2 separate regions of the Homo sapiens genome follow, and region 1 is linked to region 2. A link is an interaction called in ENCODE POLR2A ChIA-PET data of the cell type or tissue named here. Cell type or tissue: PC-9. All regions are shown on one strand. Each heading gives the region's core, and the rest is flanking DNA. Links, peaks and the distances in the headings are about the cores only. Region 1 overlaps LOC105374040 (a long non-coding RNA gene). Region 2 has its middle 68 kb from the start of PLCXD2-AS1.

The links. Peaks named below come from ENCODE experiments on the same cell type or tissue, not always from the same donor. Only the 100,000 strongest peaks of a DNase experiment are listed, where the experiment ranks them.
Region 1: POLR2A ChIA-PET joins it to region 2 with 6 read pairs; 8 of 35 experiments call an interaction of 5 or more read pairs at or near these places.

The regions. Positions count from the first base shown.
Region 1 is chr3:111,803,721-111,814,916 of GRCh38, reverse strand. LOC105374040 (a long non-coding RNA gene) reads left to right here. Exons shown (of 4, transcript XR_924333.4): 3 at 5,636-5,733; 4 at 10,469-11,196. It also overlaps a transcript of PHLDB2 not described here. Among named protein-coding and RNA genes, the nearest start is that of PHLDB2, 50 kb to the left of the region's middle. In PC-9, for the core only: no CTCF peak of the experiment used is centred there; DNase peaks (open chromatin) are centred at 3,826 and 6,266; H3K27ac peaks cover 1,407 bases.
Region 2 is chr3:111,740,282-111,751,477 of GRCh38, reverse strand. It overlaps a transcript of PHLDB2 not described here. Among named protein-coding and RNA genes, the nearest start is that of PLCXD2-AS1, 68 kb to the right of the region's middle. In PC-9, for the core only: no CTCF peak of the experiment used is centred there; DNase peaks (open chromatin) are centred at 3,817 and 5,507; H3K27ac peaks cover 2,727 bases.

The DNA.
Region 1 (11,196 bases), core at 3,501-8,500, 62 kb before region 2:
AGTTATAATTCAAGATGAGATTTGGGTGGGGACACAGCCAAACCATATTATCACTTTTGTAAGACTGGACTAGTTCTCTCAAAAATGGATTTGTTTCTGAGAGAGTGGGTTGTTATAAAGCCAGGATGTTCCTCGGGTTTCCCTCTCTTTGTGCTTGTAAGCTCCCCATTTTGCTTTCTGCCATGAGGACAGCCTGAAGCCCTCACCAGATGCAAATGCCCAGTCTCAAATTTTCCAGCCACTAGAATCATAAGCCAACCCCCACCTCTCTGCTTTTTTTTTTTTTTTAAATAAATACTTCATTTCAGGTATTCTGTTAATAACACTACATGAACCATGCAGACATCTATGTAGAAAACTTAACATCATGGGGTACAATAAGAAAATCTGTTTTCCAATCTTATTTTAAGAACTGCTCATATATAAAGGAGAGTTTATTAAGTATTAACTTACATGATCACAAAGTCTCACAATAGGCTGTCTTCAAGTTCAGGAGCAAGGAGAGCCAGTCCGAGTCCCAAAACTGAAGAACCTGGAGTCTGATGTTCAAGAGCAGCAAGCAACCAGCATGGGAGAAAGATGTAGGCTGGGAGGCTGTTAGTCTTTCTTTTTCACATTTTTTTTTCCTGCTTATATTCTAGCTGCACTGGCAGCTGATTAGATTGTGCCCACCCAGATCAAGGGTGGGTCTGCCTTCCCTAGCCTGACTCAAATGTTAATCTCTTTTGGCAACACCCTCACAGACACACCCAAGATCAGTACTTTGTATCCTTCAATCCACTCAGTATTAACTATCACAGTGGTGTATCCCACGTTTTGGAATACACTGTTTTGGACCATGTCCTTACAGCTCAGCTGCAATTGGGTATTTGAAGGAGACTTATGTTCACCTCTACCTGGCACACTGTGGGAGTTGAATTAAGATCTCCCTCTTAGCAAATATTGAGCATTTTGAACAAATGACATAGAATAAAAAGAAGCCCCTTAAGTGGATGAAGAGCACAGCAACCACATATCTTGGGTTGTTTGAAACAGGCCTTCTTTAGTGCCCCTTTTCACTCACAAAAGCATCCCCAGTTTTTTGATAAAACTATGTGTTTGCTCTAATTAAGTGGCCTAAATATCACACAATGAATTGTATGCATCCAAATACATTACTTCTTCACTCAGCTCAAGAACTGGTGGCAAAGAAGAGAAAGTCTGAACCAGATTGCAGCCTTAAATATACTTTGTAGTTTTTCCAATTGGTTTATAATTATTAGCAATTTTTGGCACTCTTCCATTTTCCTTTCCTTTTAGTCATTTTTCCACTAAGAATTCCAAAGATTTGTATAATTTTGAATGTTGTGTAACACGCTGTTTTAGACTTTCAGTTATAACATTTACTATTACATTTATTCTGATAGGAGGGAAAATTTGTCATAAAAGCCCAAAGGCTGGTAGGTTTGCTTTAGCCTTAAGCCACAAAAATTTCACCTGTCAATTATTTTACATGTTAAGGATTAACTAAAGACCAAAAGAGGGGGAAACTAAATATACTAAAAATATCCTTTCCCTTTTAAAAAAAATATCTAAGCCTCCAAAATATATTGTACATGGATTTATTTATTTATTTATTTTAATGGACAAATAAAAATGTCATATGTAGTATACAAAAGTACAATACATTGTTATTAACTATAGTAATCACATTATACAACAGCTCTCTTGAACTTGTTTCCCCAAGCTGAAACTTTGTATCCTTTTACTAACATCTGCCCAACTCCTCCTACAGTTTTTTTATACTTGAATGGGAAGTGTCCATTCAGCTGGAGTCTTTTAAGTTAAACATGCTACAAACTACCATTATGTGCTAAAGCACTCTGCTAGATTTTGATTATTGAAGCCTTGGTCTCTTCTTTAGCGGAGCTTCTAGTCTGAGAAAGGATAGCTATTAAATACCAGTCACAAAGCAATGTGATAATGCTATGGGGGAAGCATCCTGCCAATGTTTGTAATGTTTTCCCCACACTTCCTTTCTAGGACCACATGACCTCACCCCTGGATTTTGGCTGTAAAAGCTTGATTGTTATGTCTCCACTCTCTCTACCCTTTTGAAACAAGAGTTAAAAATAAACAGAAAATGTAAAAAATTAATTTGTCTGGCTCCAAGCTATATTCATTAACTTTCTCTGCAGAAAGTCAAAGGCTAGTGGTATTTGATGAAGCTCCAATCTGAGTTCTCTCAGGGAAAAAATCTTAATGAAGCTGCTTTGAACAGTTGGGATAAAACCAGGCAGCAAAGGGACTGTCCTAGGATGATCATACTAAGCAAACTCATCCTAAGCCTGGAGATGGTCTCATAGTGTAGAAGAAGCCAGCTGAAAATCTCCCAATGAGGTCATTAATTCCTCCTCATTCACTGATTCCTTCCAAAGTTGAGAAACTCCATGAAAACATTCAGTTACCTGGTCCTTCCATTGGATCATCACATAAACTTATGTTTCATTTGCTAATTCAGACATCATATGTTTATACTGTCCTCTCCATTTCCCCTTGCAGAGTACTGTTCTTACAAAGTGTTAGCTTTTGTGTTCACTGTAACTTTTCATAGAGTCACAATTCACACACAGCATTCCTGCCTTCAAGGAAACTGTCTTAAACTCCATTTGTATCAACTGAAAACAAATGGTGATCACAGAAAGATGGCCTGGATATATGGATGATGTTCTAAATGACTGGGAACATCCTAGAAAAAGAAATAGTCTGTAAAACAAAAATCTGTCTGCCTGAAATATATTAATGGCCTTGGAAATGGAATCAGAGATAAGAGACAGCAGAGAAGCCCCTTTTCTTTAATCTAAATACTGGAATTCAGGTTCTGAGATTTCACAGAGACGGGGTTGATAGCAGGGCCAGAAGAAAGAGAGCAGATGTTGATGAAGGAACATTCCAAGCAATTTTCTCTCACCTTGGGGCAATGTTTTGAACATGCACAGTTAAGGTGGAAAGCAGCTTATATAGGATGAAGGTCACAAAAATGAATATAGTTTAGACATCATGATTTCATCTCTTTCTCTCTCCTGGACTTTATCATAATGGCATCATCCAGTGTGCTTAGAGTGAGCAAAAGATGTTTGTTTTTAATAATTCTTTGGCAGATAGGTCAGGAATGTAGGCCTAATATCCTGCTTTGCTTATATGAACCTTAAAAACAGAATTATAGTATCTGAAAGACAGAAAGAGTTTAAAGATCATCATTTCATTTTTTCGTGTGTGTGTATGTGTGTGTGTAGTGAGGAATCTATTGATTACCTGTATCACAATCAATAGGGTGCCAGTAAATAATTAAGATTCCTGAATCTTGTCACAGAGCAAGTGAATCAAAATTTTTGTGGGGCCTACAGGTTAAAAACCTGCATATTATTAATAATAAATAAACTGCCTAACGATTTCTTTTGTACATTAAAGCTTGACACTCACTGGCCTAATCTACCCTTTAATTTGCCAGTGAGAAAACTGGGCCATTTCTTCACCAAGACTAATTGGTAGCAAAATATGCATAATGCAAGAGTTCTCCTGACCACAGTAGAATACATTTTTTAAAATGATTTCATGAAGAGACTTGGACTCTCCTATAGCAATGATTACTTTCTGTTTCATGCAAACACCAAGTCCTGAAAGGTTCCTTAATGGGATAAAGCTTCTAGTTTTGTAGGTACTTGGTTTTATTAGTTAAATGCTAAATGGAGTACATTTTTATAGGAGGCTTTAACTGTAAGACCAGTTACTTAAATCCTCCTGAGAAATATCCTGATGACTCAGGATGAGACATCCCCTGGTCTCTTCTTGCATCCAAAGTCCTTTTTGGCTCTGCTTACAGATTATCCTGTTTAATAGCAAAGATGTTTCCCTGAGGGGGTTCATGGAGCATGTATCTGGGCCATTTACCTAGGATGACAGCTCTTTGAAATCTCTTCTGTATCCTCTTGCAGAGCTAGTTTAGTGCAGATACAACTGTACATCCCTACACAGATCAAACACATTTCCCAAACTTACTGTCCAGTGTATTTATTTATTATATTATATACTGAGGATCTTTGTAAAATTTATTTTGGACAAAGGATTCCGTTGTCAAAAATAAGGCATTTGGAAGACATATTTTTAAAAATGTGTTGCTTTGAAGAGTAACACTGATTTCTACATTTAGGGATAGTCTGTGTGGGTTGCTATATCATTGCTATGGACGGAATAGCGTCCTTGGAAAATTTATATGTTGAAGCCCTAACCCTCAATATGACTGTATTTAAAGAGAACTTTTAGGAGGTAATTAAGGTTAAATGAGGTCATAAGAATGGGGTCCTAATCTGATAGGATTAGTGGTCTTAAAAGGAGACGACAGACAGAGCCCTCTCTTCACATACATGCACCAAGGAAAGATCATGTGAGCACACAACAAAGTGGGGGCTGTCTGCAAGCCAGGAAGAGGGCTCCCACCGGAAATTGAGCATGCTGGCACCCTGAGCTTGAACTTTCCAGCTTCCAGAATTGTGAGAAATAAACTTCTGTTGTTTAAGCCGCCCAGTCTATAGTATTTGTTATGGCAGCCTGAGGAGATTAAGATAGTCATGCAGAGTAGGCCTAGTTTCAGAAATGGACATGAAAACACACGGTAATATGGTCCCAGATAGGCCCCTTCCTGGAACACATATTTCCTATCTCAGGTGCTCTCAGGTTGTGGTTAGTGTGTATGGCCTCTGTGTGTGTCACCTTGCATTTGGCTTAATAGCCTCTAGCTTCTTTCAGATAGCTCCATGGCAGTGTTAGAGTGATGCCCTACTGGTGTTTCCTTAGGATTGTTAACCATAACATGATGCACTAACGCTCTTAAACCAGCCTGGACAACATAATGAGAGCTCATCTCCACAAAAAAGTTTTAAAAAATTACCTGGGTGCAGTGATGCATGCCTGTAGTCCCAGCTACTTGGGAGGCTGAGGAGGGAGAATTCCTAACTATAGGTTGTACAACAGAACTCTAGAACGTCTTCATCTTGCATAACTGAAATTTGTTACTCTATTATATGCTTGAGGTGTATCTAAACTCTTGAGTTTGCATACTCTTTTATTACATCATGACTATTGTCTTCAAACCTTTACAAGTGACTGGGCTGATAAACTTAATTTAAAGTGACTCTTACTTCAGGTAAGTTATTTCATTGATTCATATTTCTTCCAAACTTAGCACCACCACAAATCAGAGCTTCTTGATGATAGGTAAATCTGCCAGGCTTTGCCTTAGCAACAAAGAAAAGCAAACTTACTAAAGATATTTCAGGGTCAAAGACCTGATATACAGTGATAAGTTGGCATTAGATAAAAAGAATCCATTTTAAGAACTGAGGGAGCTAATAAGTATGTGGGTGTTTGTGGAGAAAAGAAGAGGAAATCAGGCTTGTGAGGCTGGGCAGTGGCCCACTGCTGGACTTCAGATAGACTTTTCAGATTACTGACATGCCATAGAACCACAGGCTTGGAGACAGCATTCTCATAAGGGAAGAGGTTGAGCATAAGGTCACCCAAAGGCAGAAGAAAATATTTATTTTACTATTTAGAGTTGTTTTCCTTTCTTTAAACAAACTCTCCATCAATTCCACAGCAAGAGCTTTCTTCTGGCACATCTGGTTTATGTGAATACATTAGTGAGTTTCCCAGGAAGCCGCAGCATCACACAAAGGCCCATGATCATTTCACCAGGTAATGATTAATGTCATGTTACAGTTTCACAATATCATAATTGAATAATCAATTAACTAAGGTTTTGTGAGTACTATGTGTGAAGAACAATAATTTATTTATGTGACTATTCCTCCTCGATGACAGCAGTCAGTTCCTTCTGGAAAGTATAGATTAAGCCATTGCATTTCTTGGTAAATAAATATACTAGTCAAAGACCAAGATATTATTTATGTGTATGTACTAATGACTTTAACAGAGATATAAACCCTTATTTTAGGAATTGTTTAGTACTAGTAGTAGAGTTCTAAATGGATGCTATATAAAGAATTTGCTCTTTATTATATTAGTTATGAGAATTACAACCAGTGAATCATAGTAACTGGAAAATACCTTAGGGTTATAAAAGGAAATCCATTAATTGTACAAATTAAATATTTGAAGACCAAAGAGGGCAGGAGACTTATCCAGGCCTCCTGAGTCTTTAGAGTTTTTAATTAGAGCACCAGTCCATGCAGATTGTATTTGTCTTCTTGAAGCTGTGACTCATGAGATATACATGTATTGCTTAAGAATACATGTTTACTCTTTCTGCACTACCTGAGTGACAGGATCATCCATGTCCCAGACCCCAGCACCACGCAGTATACCCATGTAACAAACCTGCATGTGTACCCTCTGAATCCAAAATAAAAGATGAAAAAAAAAAAAACCCAGAATATATGTTTAAACACCCAGCTCTGACCGAGGACTCAAAAGAAAAGTGGCAGCACAGGATGTGGAGGTGAAGGGCAACCTCCTTTTTCCGAGCAGACATAGCTAATGTCATTCATGCAAAGCCCTTATGTTTGATTGCACAAACATACAACACCATGTAGAAAAATAAGAAAAGATCATCTGTGGATAGAACATCTGGGTGGGTACAGCTAGTCTCTGTGGTTTGTCTCTTTCTAAGATGTCAGAGTGGCATACTCTAAAGACAGTTCACCCCACAATTTTGAACACATTCCCTAAGACCCAGAGAATCAAACTGTTAATGCTGCTGTGAGTTCTTTACAATGGTTTTACATTAATATTGCCAGGAGAAACTTTAAAATCACCAATGCCCCAGCCCCTTTCCAGACCGATGAAATCAGAATTTCTGGGCTGGGTCCCAGGCATTGGTAATTTTTAACACTCCCCAGGTGACTCTAATGTGCAGCCAGGCCTGAGAACTATTGAGTCACTCATAAAATTAGGCAAAAAAAAAAAAAAAAAACACCCAGCTTATTTATAAAATGGTCCTCTTATCAAAGAAATAAAGCAATGTTCAGTTAACTACATTTAGCAAATAATTCCCAATTTAGCTGGCACTGTCTTAAATCTGTGAGATTCATTCTCCTCCTCTTCCTATTCCTCTTCCTTCTCCTTATTCTCTTCTCCTTCTCCTTCTTCTTCTCCTTTTTTGAGACAGGGTCTCACTCTGTCGCCCAGGCTGTAGTGCAGTGGGTCCATCATAGCTCACTGCAGCCTTGAATTCCTAGGCTTGAGCAATCCTTCAGCCTCAGCTTCCTGAGTAGTCAGGACTACAAGTGGGACTACAGGACTACAGGCGTGTAAATTAAAAAAATCACGCGCCTGGCTATTTTTTTTAAATTTTTATTTTTTTGTAGAGATGGGGTCTTCCTATGTGGCCCAGGCCTCCTGGGCAAACTCCTGGCCCCAAGCAATCCTCCCAACTTGGCTTCCCAGAGTTGCTGGGATTACAGGTGTGTGCCACTATGCCTGGCAGGGATTCATGCTTCTTTTGAGATTTAAATAAGTCAATGTTTAAACCCTAATCTTCAGTTTCCAACATTTATGACTTTCCCTCTTTATGTTCTTTGTCTCAAGATGAACATTTGTACTTTAAGTGATTTTCTAGTCAGCAATTATCATTTATTAAATTCCTAATGTTTGCCTGTCTCTATGTTTGGTACTCTGTACACTTAATTTATTCCTCACAACAGAGCTATGCATTAGACATTATTATCCTCATTGTATATAAGGGAAAATTGAATCTCAGATAAGTTGAGTTGGATGGCTAGAAATAGCCATTCTGATCCCCTAAACCAGGTTTATTTTTTTCCTATTCTAGTATCCTGTATCTAGTATACTGTATCCTGACAATAGCATGGTGTCACAGCTAAGTCCTGGACTGAGAATCGGCAAATGTGTGCTCTGGACCTGCAACTAATGTCTCTTACAAGTCCCATAACTAGAACTTCTTCATCTTAAGAAAACAAAAAGGGGCTGGGCATGGTGGCTTATGCTTGTAATCCCAGCACTTTAGGAGGCCAAGGCAGGAAGGGTGCTTGAGCCTAGGAAGAAGTTCAAGACCAGCCTGGACAACACAGTGAAACCCCATTTCAAAAAAAAAGTTATTAAAAAAAAAAAGAAGGGCTAGGTGCAGTGGCTCATGCCTGTAATCCCAGCACTCTGGGAGGCCGAGGCAGGCGGATCACCTGAGGTCAGGAGTTCAAGACCAGCCTGGCCAGTGTGGTGAAACCCTGTCTCTACTAAAAATACAAAAATTAGCCAGGTGTGCTGGCTCGTGCCTATAGTCCCAGTTACTTGAGAGGCTGAAGGCACGAGAATTGCTTGAACCCGGGAAGCAGAGGTTGCAGTGAGCCAAGATTGAGCCACTGCACTCCAGCCTGGGTGACAGAGTGAGACTCCGTCTCAAAAAAAAGAAAAAAAAAAGAAGAAAAAAAAAGAAAAGATTCAAGAAGGCAAGAAAGAAGCCAGTCACAGAAGACTACATTTTGTATTATATAAAATTCCATTTATATGAAATTTCTAGAAAAGGCAAAACTATAGAGACAGAGAATTGGTTCGGTGGTTGGCTGGGGTGGGAGAGGGGATTGACTGCCACAGGTGTGAGGGAACTTTCTGGTGTGATGGGTATGTTTTAAACTGGACTGTGGTGCTGGTTGCATAATCATATATAGTCATCAAAAATTCTATAATTGTACACTTACAATGGGAGAATTTTATGATATGCAAATTATTCCTCAATAAGGCTGTTAAAAATGGTACTGGGACTTGCACTAGAAGATGACTGCTATAATGATTCTAGAGATACTAACTCTTTATGGCATTTTCACAGCAGATAACTTGAATTGTTGAATCTTTAACAACATTTTGACCTGTTTTTTTATGTACCCATTTAAGTATCCAATTGATAACTCTTGACCAATTCTCTGTCTCTATTGTTTTGCCTTTTCTAGAAATTTCATATAAATGGAATTTTATATAATACAAAATGTAGTCTTCTGTGACTGGCTTCTTTCTTGACTTCTTGTATCTTTTCTTTTTTCTTCTTCTTTTTTTTTTTTTTGCATACATCTATGCAACCACCATCACAATCAAGATATAAACATTTCCATCATCCCAAAATTTCCCTGTGTCCTTCCCAGTCAACACTCCCACTCACCACCCCTGGCCCCAGGCACCACTGACCTGCTTTCTGTCACTATAGATTAGATTTGTCTTTACTAGCATTCCATAAAAATGGAATCAGACAGTATGTATACTTTTGTGTCTGGCTTCTTTCACTAAGCTTGCTGTTTATGAGACCCATCCATGTTGTTGCATTTATCCAGTAATTTTTTTTCTTTTTTTTTGAGACGGAGTGTTGCTCTGTCGCCCAGGCTGGAGTGCAGCGGCGCAATCTCGGCTCACTGCAAGCTCCGCCTCCCAGGTTCGTGCCATTCTCCTGCCTCAGCCTCCCGAGTAGCTGGGACTACAGGCATGCGCCACCATGCCCAGCTAATTTTTTTGTATTTTTAGTAAAGACGGGGTTTCACCATGTTAGCCAGGATGGTCTCGAGCTCCTGACCTCGTGATCTGCCCGCCTCAGCCTCCCAAAGTGCTGGGATTACAGGCTTGAGCCACAGCGCCCGGCCCCAGTAATTTTTTTTATTGTTGAGTAGTATTAGCTTGTATGGATATATCATAATTTGTTCTTGGCTATAATGAACAAAGCTGCTATAAACATTTATGTACAAGTCTTTTGTGGACTTATGTTTCATCTCTCTTGGGTAAATTCCTATATCTAGGAGTAGACTTGTTGGGTAACAAGGCACACGTATGTTTAACGTGTTAAGAAATTGTCAAACTGTTCTCCAAAGTGACTGAGGTTGACACTTTCAAATTCTACATTCTTGCTAGCAGTGTATAAGACTTCTGGTTGCTCCACATCCTCCCCAGCACCTAGTATTGTTCTATTATTTTATTTTTCACATGAATAACTTTTTATTTTACCAAAAACTTGATATTGTTCTATTGTTATTTATGTCAATATTTTATTTCTCAGTGAAATTTATTACATAATTTTGAAGTTTTTCTCAAAATAAGAAGTGGCCCACTTTTTAGAAGCCCTGTGTGCAAATTAATTCTTACTGTTCAGCATCACAGTTATTTAAAAAGTCAAATAAACACTGCAGTTTAGCAAAGTTTTCCCCCCAAAATTTCAATGGTAAGTATTAGCTGTAATTTTAAATAAGAAATGAAAGTTTAATTGGGCAAAATCTGGACATCCACATGGAGTAAAGTAGAAACCTATTAGTCAAGTGATGTGGGACTAATTTTTTGAGGTTTAGCTCCATTATTACTGTACTTATGCTGCAGATAGTATATCTTATACTCTGCGTAGAAAACAATACATCAGTAGGTTGGGGCCTAGCATCATCATTTACTTTTTTGCATCTGAGGCTTCTTTCTTTATTTCTAACAGGTTGACCTGAACATCATTGGCTAAACATAGGAAATCAAGAAATTGTTAAAACTTCGCCAAAGTTTTCTACCTCTAATAGTTAAGAGATGATGAAGGGAAGACTCTGTTCTTCAGAAGAATTCAATAATGTCTTCTTTCACAGGCTTTAAAAGATTATCTCTTCAAAGATTCTTCTAACTTTTTGTTTGTTTATAGACCATGTGTTCTCAATAGGAACAATATTGTCCACCAAAGGGTGAAAATTGGTTCTTGGGGGGTTTAACATTTTCTTACTATTTTAATGTATAAAGCACAGATATACCTATATACAGTTCACAAACAACATAATGGTGTCTCTGTGGCATTAAATCTCATGGAGGAGAGGACGATCAGAAAAAATGTCTAAAAAGGCTTCTTTAGGGATGTGATACTGAACAAAAGTTTAGAAACTGAATTAGAGGACAGGAAAGGCACATAAAGAGTTTAAAGGGACTAATCAAACAGGACGTTTTCAACTGATTACATGAATTTGGTCTGAGACTGATTCCTCAGAATGCCCCCCACTCTCAAGATACCATTTCACCTGAAGTCATTAGCTTTGGAATAGAAAGGAACAAATCTACGCTTTGTTAAGAAATATTTGTAAATTGGAAATTTTCATTCTTTATCTCACTTTGTTTTAAAGCAACATCAGAGAAAAAAATTGTTATATCCATTTTTTATAGCTGAGGGAAGTAACGCTCAATGAG
Region 2 (11,196 bases), core at 2,479-7,478:
TCCACAATTGACTTTAAGATTCACGGGCTGTGTTTCTAAGGAGAGGTTTTATAAAATGAGTAGAACATAGGTGGTAATAAGTAATAAATAGGTCATCAAATGCTTGAAAGTTATAGCTCGTTTTGTTCTTTGCTTCATTTTTAATGGAGTCAGTGCAAGATATTTCTTGAGTGTTCATTATGTGAAAGGCATTGGGCCATAGCCCTTTGGCCCTGGCTCCTGCGCAAATCTTCCTCCCTGCTGGACTCCCTGGTGGTTACTATCTGTCTGCACACACACACACACACACACACACACACACACACACACCCCATTGTCTCCTTTCTGCTTTTTTCTTTTTTATATTTGGTATTTGTTTAGTGTTTTATTTGCTGAGATCACAGGTTGGCTTAGAACAATTTTCCCAGAACTTCCAGATGAAAATGATTACCTGCAGCATTTAAAAAACACAGTTTGGGGGCTCTTTCTCTGGCATATATGGTTCAATAGGGCAGAGAAAAGAACTGGCGAATTTTTTTTTTTTTTTTTTTGAGACAGAGTTTCACACTCTGTCGCCCAGGCTGGAGTGCAGTGGTGCGATATTGGCTCACTGCAACCTACACCTCACAGGTTCAAGTGATTCTCATGCCTCAGCCTCCTGAGTAGCTGGGATTATAGGCATGCACCACCATGCCCGGCTAATTTTTGTATTTTTAGTAGAGGTGGGGTTTCACCATGTTGCCCAGGCTGATCTTGAGCTCTTGGCCTCAAGAGATCTGCCCGCCTTGACCTCCCAAAGGGCTGGGATTACAGGTGTGAGCCATCGCATCCGGCCCCCGGGGAATTTTATTTTTAGATTTCTCATATGTGAGTCTTTTTAACAGGTAAGTTTAGGAAACACTGGGGTAGAAGATGATCTCTCAGATTACTTCCAACTTTCGTACACACACTTCAGACCAATCTTTAAGGTCTTGATTACGTCAACTTTCTCCTTTAACCTCTGGCCCTGAAATGTTCTCACTTCTGAAACTTGCATTGCAGCCATGTGTATTGTTCAGCAGTTATTCATGAACTAACTTGCAGAATTTCTTTGGTGACTCAGGCTTTTATTTAAATCTTTAATTTTATTTAATGTTTTGAACTTTTAAATCATGCCTACTGAGACTCTGTAGGCTTCTCAAGAGAAGGGGAAATGTTTTGTATTTCTTTCTACATTTCTTCATTTGTGTTCGCACAATGCTTTGCATTTGAATGAATGAGCTTTTATTTCTAATTTAATTTTCTTTTTAAATATGAATATCCTACTGCATGGATAAAGAATGTATCATTTCATTCCATATACTAATAGGCATAAGATTTGGGAACCTTTGTTTTATCTTAGCTGGTGCAGCTGTTGGGTACTCATATAACCCCTTAATCCTTTGTAAAAACTTAATGGGCCAGCTGCCTTGATAATATGCAGTTTCAATGACTACCTCTGTTGAGGCAAATAATACACTATTGTAGTAAGTATCACAGATTAATGATATTTCTCTGCAAGGAAACGTGTAATGGACAAGAGTTCCCAAACTGGGACTCATGCTACATGCCAGAAAAAAATTACCTTCAATATTTACCATGAAATGGAAATGCCTTCTTTGAATTTAGCAGCTCTTGACATCATTGTTATATTAATGGTTTAATTAGACTGTTTCAGTGTCGTAGAACAGTTCTTTAAAGGACTTTCAACAAGGATACTATTGTTAAAGAAAAAAGGCTCTTTCATTTGGGCCATTAAAATTATAAGGGGGAAAATGAAAAAGTACTACTGGCAGCATATTTTTTAGTTCAGCTGTGACTTCTCCAGCCTAATCACTAAGAAGTTCCTGCAAGGCAATTCTTGTTTATATAGCAGTTTGATCTGGATTCTTGTAAAATTAAACGTAGGTTGACAAATTAAATTTAACACCACTACCCTCCAGGACACTGTAAATGTAAAGGAGACTAAAACAAACAAAAGAAATATTATTGTAACAGGGTAGTGAAAAGTCAGATCCAACAAAACATACAAATCTTGCTTACGAATATAATTTAGTGCAAAGAGTATCAACCAACGGTTGATATTTCTTTATTTATACTTACATCATCTTTCACATGCCACTAAAATGGATGTCTTTGTTTCCTCACAGATTTTTTTTTTGGTACCAATTTACCAGAGACATCTATTTAACTCTTGAGTTAAGCAATTCAGTGATTTCTGTGCTATCATAGTTTAAGATCTCTTTCAAGAATTCATGAAATAAGCATCTTACATTGTTGGTGGTTAATTACATTGGAACATTCAGTCTCTTTGAACTTATCCTCAAAATGGTTCTCTGTTTTATTTTTTATTTTTATTCTTCTTATTTTTTTTTTTTAGCCTTCTCTTGTTCTGGAAGGATTTTTGTTTTTCAATGAAAAAGGCTCATAGGTAATGTGAAACTTATGTCCCAGTAGAATTTAACAGGAAAGACTTCTCAGCCTCATGCATGTTTATTCAGAAGTACACATAAAAAGACTCTAAAAATGTAAATGAGAAACTCATGTTTAGAGTATGACTTGGAAATAAGTAAAAAATATATATTATACAAATATAACTAATGTAGCATAAGTATCCCGACTTGCAAACTGCTAAATTTGACAAGAAAAAAGAGGTGATGGCTGGGTGCAGTGACTCACGCCTGTAATCCCAGCACTTTGGGAGGCCGAGGTGGGTGGATCACCTGAGGTCAGGAGTTTGTGACCCACCTGACCAACATGGTGAAACCCCGTCTTTACTAAAAATACAAAAATTAGCCGGGTATGGTGGTGTGTGCCTGTAATCCCAGCTATTTGGGAGGCTGAGGCAAGAGAATCGCTCGAACCCAGGAGATGGAGGTTGCAGTGAGCCGAGATCGCGCCACTGTACTCCAGTCTGGGCAACAAGTGTCTCAAGAAAAAAAAGAAAAAGAAAAAAGAGGTGACAATAAACAGGGACATGAGTTGGCTGGCTGCTCTGGTAGAGCCTCACAGGGTCACCAAGTGAAATGGACTTTTGACTATTTTGCCTGCCCTGCCCTCCTATTTCAGGAAATACCAATAAAGAAAGCCCAAGCCCAAAGGGTTAGACATTTCCTTCCCCGGAAGCTCAGGCCACTAGGAACATCTGGCTAGGATTTGATTCTTCACTGAGTAATGCAAATTTCCAGTGAACCTTTAGAGATTAAGGTTGGTGCCTCTGATGGAGGGTAGAGTCAGGTGTGGCTGGTGAAATCATAGCTAGTGGTCATGGTGACAATGCCAATGGTAGCCTCTTAAACAGACTTCACATGCCATCTTGGGTCTATTTTGCTTCCTGTGTTTTTTTCCCATACACCAGGCCTCATTCACCAGCATTCTTAGCTCTCTTGTAAACTATTTGACCTCCTTTCAATAAATTTGTTTTCTGCTTACAGCTTGAGTTAGTCTGATTGTGGAACCAAGAACCCTGAGCAACATATCAAAAGAGCTGGGTTAATCCCAGCTCTGTAGGACCAGAAGCTCCAGCGCATCCAGTTGCCCACAGGGAATCAGGGTCCAGGGGCTGCCACACCTCACAAGAAAGTGAAGTTAGGGTCATTAGTGATATTTGTTTAAACTCTTTCTCACTCCAAATAACATTTGAGATTAGTTATACAAAAAGACACAACCCAACAGGATAAAAGAATAAGAGAGAAAATGGGAGGAAGTAAAAATAAAGGTATTGATGCATGAGTCAGACTGCTAAACACTGCTTTATAATGAGAAGTGGAACTTGTAGGCAAACACACAGCTCAGTGTATCCTCATGTTCCCTTCCCTGCGGGAGAGGCTTCCTGGGAAACATAGTCAGAGGCTACTGGGGATTGGGGGTGGGAAGAACAATGAATATGAGTCTAAGTCAAGGAAGCTGGGCCAACTTTATGGGTGAGCCAACAAATCACAGTCTCTGGGCTCCTCTGTCCTGGTATTGCTGCAGTTGATGAGTTTCTGCTTTTGGCTCTGTAGTGTCCTTAAAGTCCCTTCTTTTACATGAAAGTCCCTTCTTTTACAAATATTTTTGTAAATATATTTATAAATATATTTACCAATGTAGATATATTTGGAATAAATAATACCTTAAGGCATTTACTTTAGCAAGGTGTTTCCCAAATTTCAGTCATTCTTGTGCTGTCTTCACAATTTTGCCATAGTCACCTACTCTCTATTCTATTATGTATTTTTAATACCTAAATATATGTAATACTTTTCTTCTAAATAATATACATAGCTATGGAAGCTTGCTATGCTACATATTTTTAATACTCATAAGAATAAATCTATAGTATTAAAATGATTACATATCATCTTGCATTCTGCTGAAAGTTTATCAAGTGAAGTAGAATTTCATCCTTGTTTAAAATATTTTGCACAGAAGTTAAAATTTTGGTCTTTACTACCAGAAAAGGTCTATATTCTGCTCTAAGTCTTGATTTATAGTTTGGCTGGGTATAGAATTCTAGGTGGAAACGTTCCCTAACTTTGAAGGCATTTCCCAGTATCTTCTAGCATCATATGGTGGTGATGAGAAGTGAGAACCAGTTAATTTGCACTTCTTGTAGGTTACTTTTTTCTCCTCTCTGAAATATATGTCCTTTTAGTCTTCAAAATTCTAAAATACCAAAAAGTTGCCTACATATTTGTTTTTCCTTTTTCAAATTAAAAAGAAAATTTTTAGAGACAGGATCTCACTCTGTCACCCAGGCTGGAGTGTAGTGGCAAGATCATAGTTCACTGTAACCTTGAACTCCTGGAAGAACTCAAGTTATCTTCCTTCCTCAGCCTCCCAAGTAGCTAGGACTACATATATGTGCCACCACACCCAGCTAATTTTTAGAAGTTTTTTGTAGGGGAGGGGTCTTGCTATGTTGCCCAGGTTGGTCTTAAACCCTTGGCTTCAAGCGATCCTCTGGACTTGGCCTCCCAAAGTACTGGGATTACAGGTGTGAGCCACTGTACCCAGCTGGCCTATTTCACTTTTTAATTCATTATGCTGGACATGAACCCTATTCATGTAAGATTTGTATCTTTTGAGCACTAAGATTCTACTTTTTGATAATTTCTTCCCTTCAGTTTTCTGTGCTATTTCTGAAACACCTGTCAGTTAGATATTGGACTTCCAGGATTAGGTCTCAGCATTTGGAACCTATATGAGTTCGTCAGGGAAATAAAAGACTTTCTGTGTTCTCTCAGTAGGAAGTGTCTCAACAGAAGGAATAAGCATTGGAAGGGCTGGAAGAGTGAAAGTTTCTTGAATTGTCACTGACTCGCTCAGTCCATAACTCCAAAGTGCTTGATTCTAGATGCTCAAATGTTAAGCTGCTTCAAACCTCACATCCAACTTTTGCCCATATATCTGTCTGCAACTGCCTTTAGAGAATAATAGTCTTTTCTTATTTAATACCTTTCCAGTCACTGATACTGGCTTGAGGCTGTAATCTGAAACCATGTGGGGTAAGCACTCTGAAAAATGTTGTTCCTGCTTCTTCGTGCTCTCAGCAGAGGTTTGGAGGTACTCAGGTGACAGAGACAATTCAGCACAGAGCTACACTGGCTGTGTGCACACCCCAAGTACTAGCCAAGTGGCCTGGGGCAAATTTTCTTTTCTTTTCCTCTTCTCTTCTCTTTTCTTTCTTCTTTCTTTCTCTTTTCTTTTCTTTTCTTTCTTTCTTTTTTTGTTTTTGTTTTCAAGGTCTTGCTCTGTTGCCCAGGCCGGAGGGCAGTGGTGTGAACATAGCTCACTGCAGCTTCAAACTCCTGGGCTCAAGCAATTCTCCTGTCTCAGCCTCCTGAGTAGCTGGGACTACTGGTGTGTCACCATGCCCAGCTAATTTTTTAAAAAATTTTTTGTAGAGACGGTGTCTTGCCTGTTTTCCCAGGCTGGTCTCAAACTTCTGGCAAGTAATCCTCCCACCTTGGCCTCCCAAAGTGCTGGGATTACAGGTGTAAGCCACCACACCTGGCCTTTTTAATTTCTTAATGCTTCAACCTCTCCAACTATTAGGAGAGAATAATATCATTAGCTACCTCATAGGATTGCTGGTAAGACGGATTGAAATAACACATGCAATTAATATAAATCAGTGCCTGGCAAATATTCTAGTGCTTTTGGTATATGTTGGTGATCTTAATTTTAACTGTTATTATTTAATATCTGTTTTTTCACATTTCCACCTATGTCATTTTGCTCTACATTTCAAAAAGCTTCAACATAATTTTCCAGTCTATTAATTTTTATGACTAATAATTGTAATCACTAAAAGAACTTTCTTATTTAGGTTTTTAAATAGTATCTTCATTGCTTTACAGATGCAACTATTTTGGCTCTGTGTTTTGTTCCTCTGTCCCATTTGTTTTCTGTCTTCCAGCAATTTATTGATAGCCCCTTCTTTCTTCTCTGTTATGAGCTTATTCTTTTGGTTTTAAATTTATTTTAATAAGGTCTTGGGAGGATCAAAAGCCATGGAGCTAGTTTGCCATCTTGCACAGAAACTGACAGTGCTATTTTCATCTTAATTTTCCTCACATAGCAGGATTGAATCCACAGGCTGTCACTAACAATAGTTCACAGTTATTCTGCCCTTACTGTGTGTCAGGTGGTATACTAAGAGCTTTTCATTCATCCTTTCATATAATTCACTTTGATGTTAAGATATAGGAAGTTGTGTTATCCTCGTTTCTTTAAGATGAGATTAGTGAGGCTTACAGAGGTCAAATGACTTGCCCAAGTTCACACAGCTAGTAATGAATAGAGCTAAAATTTAAACACAGATCTATTGGCCACTGAACTACTACTGGTAGCTCGGAGCTACTACTGCAACATGGATCTCATCATTTGAAATGGCTGCACAGTATCCACGTATGTTTGTGTTTATATCTAAGTCCTCTCTGATGAGCACTTCAGTTGTTTTCAAAATTTGCTGTTATAAACAAACCTTACAAAAATATTTAAGTACTGTGTGAAACTTTTTATGCACTGCGCTATTATTGTTTTCTAAAAATAAGTCCTGGAAGTGAATAAATCCAAAGTTATATTTGTTAAAACATTTTAAAATATGTTTTGACAAACTGTCCTTAAAAAAGAAGTTGTAGCAATTGACACTTCCACCAGCAGCAATGTGCGGAAGGGTCTGCTCCCCACATGCTCATTAACATCTAATATTACTCAATTATTGCCAATCTCATAAAAATGAAATGCTACCTTACTGTTTCAATTTGCCTTTATTTCATTGTTACTGTGGCTGAACATTTCTTCATATCATTATAGATCATAAGTCTTTCTTCTTTTGTGAGTTGTCAGTTCATTTTCTGCCCAACTTTTTACTGGGCTATTATTGCCTCTAGCTGGTAAGGATTTATAAGTACTCTTTAGGAACAGTAACCTTTCGTCTGTTTTTTATGTTGCAAATGTACTTTCTCAGTTCACTATTTCTATTTTTACCTTTGTTTAAGCATTTGTAAATAAGTTTTAAATATTTAGGTAGCCAAATCTATCCTAATTAACTTTTATAGATATTCTTCCAATGGATGATAAAAATGAAACCAATATGAAAATTGTTCATTAAGAGTGTGATTTATGATCTGAGTTTCTAAAAGAATCAGAAAATTCAACCATCTTGTTAGCCCTACTTCAGGAAACAGGCAAATTGCTTAAGATGATGAAAGTTTTCACTTATACACTAAAAGCTTACCTAAGCCAACTTAAGAAGGATTTCCAGCCAGGCTAGGTTGAGAGCTACTAAGCTGACCCTTCTGACTTATATTCTGCTTACAATGTGTAGTATTGGAGAGTTGGATTTGGATGCTAATGTAGGCTATTGGGATGGGGGCTGGGTTGGTCATGTTTATTCTTTAACCTTGAGCTTCCTACCTGGTGCCAGCTGCTGACATCAGAAGATCTCACTGCTACTTCTCTAGATTTTTACTTTGTTCACTATTCCTGTTTAAAGTTGCTCCCAGGAAAAATGAAGTTCAATTCATAACTGAGTAGAAATCAGATTTATAACAAGCTTGTCCACGAGGCAGAAGTCCCTAGGGTATGGGAGAGCATGCGAGCCCTGGACTGCACAGAATTTTTCTAAATTAAGTCTCCAGTCCAAACGATGTGAATTAGGCAGAGACTGTGATTCAGGGCAAAGTTTGAATTCTTTTTCCTACCTTTTAGTTAAAAGGATCTCCCCAGACTCTCCTCTTATCCTCTTTCTCCAGGGATCGAAACTTCCTTAGCCATGGCTACCACAACTGTCTCTACTCTTGTAATTTCACCTCCTTAGGATATTCAGATAAATTCCTAAAAGGAAGTAGCTTTTTCTTCATAGCCTGGATTTTTAGAAAGGAAGACTGTGAATCCAAATTTTCTTTTCTTTAAAATACCACTTGGACCCCAACTCCTTTGGTAGTTGGGGAGCACCCGTCTGAAACTTTTCTGCTTTGTGTTCAGTTATGACTACATATGATACTGTGTTGGCTCCTTTATTGGTTCATTTTCTCTATAAGATGTTGATCATGTTGATCTTTCTTTGGGCAGAACTGTCAACTACTCATCTCTGAATCTATATCCCTTAGCAAGGTGTCAAACATGTTAGGCACTCTATAAATGTCTTCTTATTGGATCTATGTTAGAACAATGGAAAATATTTGATAAATCATGCTGCTATAAAGACACATGCACACGTATGTTTATTGCAGCACTACTCACAAGAGCAAAGACTTGGAACCAACCCAAATGTCCAACAACTTTAGACTGGATTAAGAAAATGTGGCACATATACACCATGGAATACTATGCAGCCATAAAAAAGGACGAGTTCATATCCTTTGTAGGGACATGGATGAAGCTGGAAACCATCATTCTCAGCAAACTATCGCAAGGACAAAAAACCAAACACCGCATTTTCTCACTCATAGGTGGGAATTGAACAATGAGAACACTTGGACACAGGAAGGGGAACATCACACACCGGGGCCTGTTGTGGGGTGGGGGGAGGAGGGAGAGATAGCATTAGGAGATATACCTAATGTAAATGACGAGTTAATGGGTGCAGCACACCAACATGGCACATGTATACATGTGTAACAAACCTGCACGTTGTGCACATGTACCCTAGAATTTAAAGTATAATAAAAAATATATATATATAAAAGAACAATGGAAAATATTTGATTCTAACATGCTATTATGACTTTGGCCTGGGGGAAGTGGGAGTAAATAGCTTTTGATATAAATGCATGTGAAGAATAGTAGTATCCCAGTTAGAGTTTTATCAGATACTGGTTAAAAGAGAAAATATGGTGACCCTCAACCAATCCCTTTAGGGGAACAGCCAAATATTAAGCCAAACCAGACATGTGTAGAGTATGTGTCTGCAGAATAGGAGAATAAATACATTTGGAGAGTAGACTCAGCATACAATCTAACCAAATGATGTGCAGTCTGCTGTATCCAGTGATGAGTTTACCTGAATTTTATTGGTTAATCTTACTCATAACACCATCTAAAATAAGATGTATTGGTAATGGGGTATAAAATTCAGCATGCTAAGAATTACCTGAAGACATCTGAAGTTCAGTATAATTAACCAGGCCTGAGATTTGTTTAGACATCATGAAAGAATTTTTTACATGCTGAAGGATCTTGTAGTGTATCTTTTCTAAAAATGATTAAAATGTGTTGTGGCAATTTTAGAGAAAAGAGTATGCTATCAATAGAAGTCTTTAAGACTAGTGTTTCAAACAGATATTTGCTAATTAATTCCAGAAATTAAACAACTATTTAGGTTTTGTGTAACCAACACCCAGAAATAGTCCAGACAAAGGATTTTTCTTGTTGCAAAACTGATTTAATGCCCTTCTCATATTAAAATTCTTTCCACGTAACACACACACACAGACACACACACACACAGAGACATGCACACACACACATGGACACACACAAACTTGTAAATTATTTTAGTTCCATCTCAGTCACAGCAAGACACTTGGTGCCCACAAATGCCTGAAGATTTATGGCATGAAAGTCTCCTCTGTTGAAAATGCTGCCTCCCTCTCTTTTGGCCTAGTGGGCAGTGAAGCATGGGATTATCAGAAACAGTTCTGCATCTTCTGGAAAGCCTCTACTGGATAAGCCCCCTCTTCCCTTTTTCACTGTGAGACAGGTGCTCGGGCACAGATGGGAGACCCATGGACTCTGACTTCCTTGACTATCAATGAGTGAGGGCTGTGGGTAGGTGTATGAGATGAGTTTTTGAAAGTAGGAAAACAGAGTTCTATTTTACCTCATGCTCTGAAACTCTTTTTCTCCTGCTAGAAAGCTGGCAGTGCTAGAGAATCCAGTCCAATAATAGGAATTCAGTTCAATTCAAGAAGCAATGGTGCTCACTGATTGGAGAACTTGTAAAGGTGCCAGCTGGTACTTGGTGGTTAGCATTAGGACTATGTGAGATTGTCTCCATGTTTCAGCACCTTGTCATCATTGTTCATATTTCTTTGTTTTTAGCTTTTCTCCCCCCTCTCCTCTCCCCACTGTTTCTTTTTTTTTTTTTTTAACTTGATGGGCATGAAATGAGGCATTGAGGTCTGTATTTGAGTTAAGTTTGACATTGATAATCATTGTTGGACTCATGGGCTGTTCTGATTCTCTGACTTTGTTAAGAGATACTATATGGTTGAATCATAAGCCTGTCCTCTTCCTAGCCTACCTTAAGTGAATGTATTTGGTGGGGGGGCAAGCCAAGGGTGACTTTTGGTGATTGTTAGTTTTGTGGCTTCTAAAAAGTGAGTGTAGTTAATACGGTTGTGACAGTCAACTAAGCATTATATATTGTGTTACGTGTTATCTATCCTTCTTCCCAAGAGACTACCTAAGAAGAAGTTAGTTAGATATTAGGAATAGAGTAGAAACAGAGAAGTGGGTATACTCAGTAAGATTTTTGTGGAGTAAAGCAGAAAGTCACTTGAAGACTCCGCCAAGAAATCAGTGTGTTCTTACTGAATTTATGGCATCGTCTGCCCACTTCATGTACCTCGAAAATTACCAGATATCCCCTGGTGATGATAGTTAATTAATTCTCTCTCTCTCTCTCTCTCTCATATTTAATGAGGACAATAATAGGCAGCAAAGTGATGCAGCCTCTAAATGCAACTGAGACATAAGATCATTGAT